Regions from separate parts of the Mus musculus genome. Here region 1 is linked to region 2. Evidence: chromatin contacts called from ENCODE Hi-C data. All regions are on one chromosome and are shown on one strand. The core of a region is the stretch at or near the end of the contact, and the rest is flanking DNA. Distances in the headings are between cores, read along the strand shown. Region 1 holds the start of Kcnh1 (potassium voltage-gated channel, subfamily H (eag-related), member 1). Region 2 overlaps Gm32949 (a long non-coding RNA gene).

Evidence for each region. Hi-C counts contacts between places; a loop is a spot of excess contacts on that map.
Region 1: a map of T-helper 1 cell shows a loop between it and region 2 (224-fold over the local background). The contact joins the promoter of Kcnh1 here to the enhancer-like site in region 2. A Hi-C loop is called at or near these places in 2 of 37 maps with a recorded cell type or tissue (T-helper 1 cell and T-helper 17 cell).

The regions. Positions count from the first base shown.
Region 1 is chr1:192,189,489-192,192,188 of GRCm38, reverse strand. Kcnh1 (potassium voltage-gated channel, subfamily H (eag-related), member 1) reads right to left here and starts at 1,412. Exons shown (of 11, transcript NM_001038607.2): 1 at 1,103-1,412. The coding sequence starts at 1,181.
Region 2 is chr1:55,898,362-55,901,061 of GRCm38, reverse strand. The region is part of intron 1 of Gm32949 (a long non-coding RNA gene); the gene reads right to left. Among named protein-coding and RNA genes, the nearest start is that of Gm32949, 11 kb to the right of the region's middle. Within about 2 kb of position 1,338, at least 1 of the 3 ENCODE cell types and tissues checked has a DNase peak (open chromatin) inside an H3K27ac peak, as active enhancers do.

The DNA of each region.
Region 1 (2,700 bases), core at 163-2,662, about 140 Mb before region 2:
AAGTTCCAAGGCTGCACGCCATGTTTACACTGGCAAAACCCAGCTCTTGAGTTAGGTCCCCACAGCCTCTCCAACGGAGAGAGTCGCCTGCTTCTGGAAGGAGAGGGGCCCAGAAGTCTGCTAGGGGGATCTCAGAATTGGGTAGCCTGGTGAACAGGTGTATGCAGCAACTCCCCATCTCCAGGACTGTATGTGCAAGCTGTGGGTCGGAAAGGTTTGGATAGCTCCCTTTGGATCGCTACTCTGAGGACTTTTCGCCTTCTGGGCTTCATGCTAATAAACCATAGGAAACTGCAATCTCTGAGTAAAAAGGTGTCGAAAATTATTCCCCTTCCATCAGTCATAGTAGGACTCTCTCCTCCCAGCTACAAAAACCTCGTGCTTGTGCACAGGTTTCTTGGGTAATGAATCGGCTTGTGATGGAGGACAAGATTGGGAGGGTTTAAAAGAGACAATAGATGCCAAATTTGTACCCGGGACCACTTAGTTCCCTCTGTTTCCCCGGCTGAGTCCAGAAAAACCATCGGACCTTCGTGAGCCATTTGCTCTAGCTGGTTGGCGAGGGTGCATAAGACAGCCCTGCCAAAGGGTTTCTTCTGGTCAGACTTTCCTGCTTAAGGGATGGAAGGTGGAGTTGGCAACGTCCCTGCACCCGAACAGGGCCAGGACCAGTAGCCCAGCTCTGCTGCTACCTCTGGCCTCCCTGCTCCTCAGGACTCCCGGGGAGCCTCCGCGGGGAGGCGGCCAGTGCGCATCAGGAGCGCAGTGCTTGAAGGTGGCCAGCCTGCAGCCACTTTTCGCATGACTTTTCTCACCAAATGCCAGGCTTTCCTGGAGAGGACAGCGGGAGGGCGCGGGAAAAGGCCCCAAAGGCGTAGGCTAGAGATCTCTCCTCCAGAGATGGGGCACACTAGACCCCCTCCAGCCCTGCCCACCTCCCAGGCCCGCAGGCAAGAGAAGCTGGTGAGCGGAGCTCCGGGATGCCCCCGCATCTGTTGGCACCAGGCGGGAGGCGTCTGCAATCACCGCACTCAGAAAAAAAAAAAAAAAAAAAAAAAATCAAAACCCACCTGGGCGACAGAAATCCAAAGGCAGTTCTTACCGTTGGACCGCCGCACGATGTTCTCCAGAAACGTGTTCTGCGGGGCCACTAGTCCCCGCCGGCCGCCAGCCATGGTCATCCTCCCGACTGCCGGACTCTGGGGGCGTCCGGCGCCGTGTCTCACCGCAGCAGGCGGCCGGGTGCGCAGCCCGCAAGCGTTCCTGGCTCCACGCGCCCCATGCGCTCCGCAGCCCCGGAGCGCAGGGGCGGCGGCTGGCTCCCGCTGCCGCCCTCGCTGCGCTCCGCACCTCCCCGCTGCGGCCCGCCCGGGTGTGCGCTCGAGTGCCCCGGGCTCGGTGCGCCGCGGCCGCCTCCCGTGGGCGGAGGGAGCCAGCCGGTCCAGGGCGCCCCCTACCGTGCGCGCATCCCTCGGGGACACAGCCGTAACCAAGAGCCACGGGGTGAGGCTGGAACCGGAGCGGCACCCTCTGGGTGCAGCGGGAAGTGTTATCCAGAGTGTGCCTGGGGTGTGCAGAGCACGGTGAGCAGCTTTATTGGTAAAGTCACATACACACACACACCCGAAAAGGTCACAAGAAGACTCTTTCTTTACGCGGTGTCAGATCGGAGTCAGAACCTTCAGGCTCTGCAAACAGCATGAGCTGCATGTCTATCCAGCTTCCCCAGAATTAACCAACCAAGTGTCTAAGGGCAACAACTTACAGAGTGACTGCCAGATTCAGCTCCCAGGAGCCGTTTTGGTTTGTCTTTACCATCAATGTGCCTGCAGCCTCCTCAGTTGATAAATGGCTTTCACCTGTTTGGCGTCTTCTCTTACAGAGCAATCATTTTACCAAAAAAGAAAAACAACAAAACATGAGTTGGCACATCGGGGTTTCCAGCTACAGTACAATCTCTTAAGATTTGTGTGTAAGGTGAAAAAAACAAAAAAAAAAACAAAAAACGGGAACTGGCTGTCCAGCATCAAAGAGGAGGGCTACTTCTGAAAGCTTCCCAAAGTAAAAGTACATCAGATTTTAATTAAACAGCCATAGCTGTGGCTTGGAGAAGCATCCACAAGGCACAGGTGAAGCAGGTGCGGCTTCACAGCAGGTAGAAATGACTTGGACCTCTTGTTCACTGAAGGAAGAGGGGGTGTTCCAACTGCACATAATGTGTACCTGTCGTTGTGCTGTGCGTGTGGCGGGGGACTGAGACAATGCCCACAGAAGGATGCATTGCTACTTGACTGGTTAGTTTCCAACTGGACAAAGATTCAAAATAAAATGCAAAGATAAACCCGCCGCTGAAGCCCGTGACGCCGGGGCTCACCTCCGGAAACACCTTAATGGTTCGCAAAGACACACTGTCTCAATTTTTTAATCTCAGAAGCAGAGCCAATTCCTTCCAGGCATTCTCTGAGTGGTCGAGCACTGCGGAGAATAGACGGGGGGGGGGGGGGGGGGATCCTGACTTTAAAGTTCTGTGCGGGAGGTCTGCAAAGATGGCTCAGCACCTGAGAGCACTCTTGCAGGAGACCTGCGTTTAGTTCACAGTAGGCCAAAGCCATCTGAAATTTCAGTTCCAGACCATTTGATGCCCTAGTCTGACTTCTTCAGGCACCAAGCATGTGCATAGTACACGTACAAACATGCAGG
Region 2 (2,700 bases), core at 89-2,588:
TGGGCAAAGGACTTGTTAATTGGATCTTTAAGAAGTTGTGTAGTCTTTGAAATAAAGCAAAATAAGGGCCCTTGTCTAGCAAGCCCTTCGGGCCTTTCTGCTTTCCATTGTCTTTCAGCCACTTTACATCTCTTCAGGTTTCAGGGACTTAGCAATGCAAAGCATTCTGTCCCACAAGAACACAAACCTGGTGTGTCCTGAAGAAAACAATCCCATCACCCATTGCTCTTTAAATACTGGCCAACCTTGCCTTATTTGCAAACCCACATCAGTCTTCTTTATTTGCCTGTTTGTGTGACTGTGAATTTGAATTTTCCTTCAAGCAGGTTGTAACATCCTACTGCTTCCCTCATTAATTAATGAATTAAATAAAATCTTTAACACATGTTCACTTTATGTCTGTATGAGAATCATAATTATACCTTTTTTAAAAAAAATTATCCTCTAACCGTTTATAATAGCTGTTCATTACGGGACCACCTACCTCAAAATAATATACTTGGGAAGAAACCATAAATTGTTTCTAAAGCCCTTCCAGTGCAAAGCATTAACTGCAGAGAATGGTGTCTTCCTAATACTCTGTGGTATTTTAAGGCCCATTTGATAAGGCTTCAAAGCGCCCTCCACTCTGAGCCCAGATAGAATGAGAGAGCTGAGCTGTCTGTGGGGGGAAAATTCCATGTTTTTTTTTTTTCTTTAAAGAAATAATAAACTGCATTGTTGTAACTCAGTGTAAGGAGATTGGAGGAAGGCACTAGAGAAGGATGCCAGAAGCTACTCATATCGTTCTTTAAAATGGAAATTCGCCGTCTGCTGCCTCACATGGACAAAATACAGAACTATTTTTCACAGCTTGTTCACTGAACAGATTATTGTAGAAAAAAAAAAAAAAACTTTTACATTTTCTGCAGATTCCCAAATCTTAGTCAAAAAACTCTTGGCAATTTTTAGCAGTGAAACAGATTTCACTTTCAGATTGAGATACTCCATTTAGCAGTAGTCAGATGATCTTCCAAATAAATATAGACTCGTTTCACTCTTCATTTTCTTTAAAAAAAAAAAAATGTTTTCATGAGGTGTCTTGGAGGAAACTTGCACTTATTTGGTTTTCCCAAAAGCTAAAGGAAAGAAAACTCAAAGGTCTAAAAACCACAGCTAAACAAAAAAGAGAATGTTACACTGAAACTGTCATTACAAATAATGTGTGCTCATCACAGCACAAATAAATAAATAACCGTGCGAAGCTCTAGAATTAACAGTAAAAATACTACAGCCTTTTCTTCCCTAAATCTCAGCTCCCCAAAATATTACTAAACAGACGTGTATGTGTTCAGTACGCTCTAACAGACAGCAATATGTTGAGATGTTTCACACAAAGAGGTCTCTGGGCCGCCGCTTCTCTCTCCCTAGATTAGATTTCTCACTCAGGTATCAACCAAAACTGCACTCAGGAGCTTGCTACCAGGACAATGTTCTTCTCCTCTACCAATGTTTACTGCTAGAGAAAATCAAGAGGTATATCAATTGAATACAAATCCAATCTGTCAATAAAATGTGTGAGTAATATTCATACAATCCTATGTTGAAGATCATCATTTATAAACTTCATTCTTCTTTTTCAAATTTCTAAATTTTGCCAAAGGCAAAAGGTATCTTTCCACAAAAGACACACACACACACACACACACACACACACACACGCACCACACACACATGCACGTGCACTGTGTGTGAGAGAGAGAGACAGAGACAGAGACATCATAGAGAAAGTCCAGAAATACTGATTATGCCTTTGTTTTCATATTATAAAAATATATTAGTAGCAAAAGATGTCCATTTAATTCCAAATTATAATTATTGCTATTTTTAGCAAGGGATTTTTTTGGTGGTGGTGGTGTTTTTTGTTTTGTTTTTATTTTTGTTTTCTGTTTTTGTTGTTGTTGTTAATTTGTTGAAAGGTCATTAAAGATATTACTGCAGTGTGGAATGCAAGGCAAAGGGAAAGAAAGCTGGAGATGTCACATGCTGTTAAGAGCATTCTATTATTCTTCTAATGACAATTTTCCTATCTGGGAAGGGATCCATTCTGCCCAGTTCCAAAAGCCACATTTCCATGGCAATGTGACATGAGAACACGCTTGGTTTTGAATCCACTCTGACTCACTGAGGAGCTCCAAGGGGCAAATGGGGGAGATTCCTTTCAGATCCTCTTCTTCCACAAATATTAAATAATAAAATTCCTCTTTATGGAATGTTTTCTTATTAGAAATTAAACAAAAAAAAGTCTGAAAAGTCAATAAAACTACCACATCAAGATGGTGACGTATGAAACTATAAAATTTCATGTGACAAGACCAAGTTTTTGGCTCCATGGCGACAGCTGAATGAAGCCAGGCCTCTCTGCTTTTGTAGTTTCGTGAGGATTTTGTTTTTATAGCATTATCCAAATACTGGAGGGTGCTGGATCTGAGAGCAAAATGTAAAAGCTTAACGTTCAAAGTTGGGTGGGTTTTTTTTTTCAAACTAAAAAATACTATTTGAAATGAACCTAATTTTTTTGAAATTATAAGTCAAATGAATAAGAATATCAGACCTATCTTACAAACATTATTGCAACAACTAAGGTTGTTTTTTTATTTTATAAAATTATTACCAACCTATATGCCTTTTAAAAATAGTCTTATGACAAAGTATGCTATG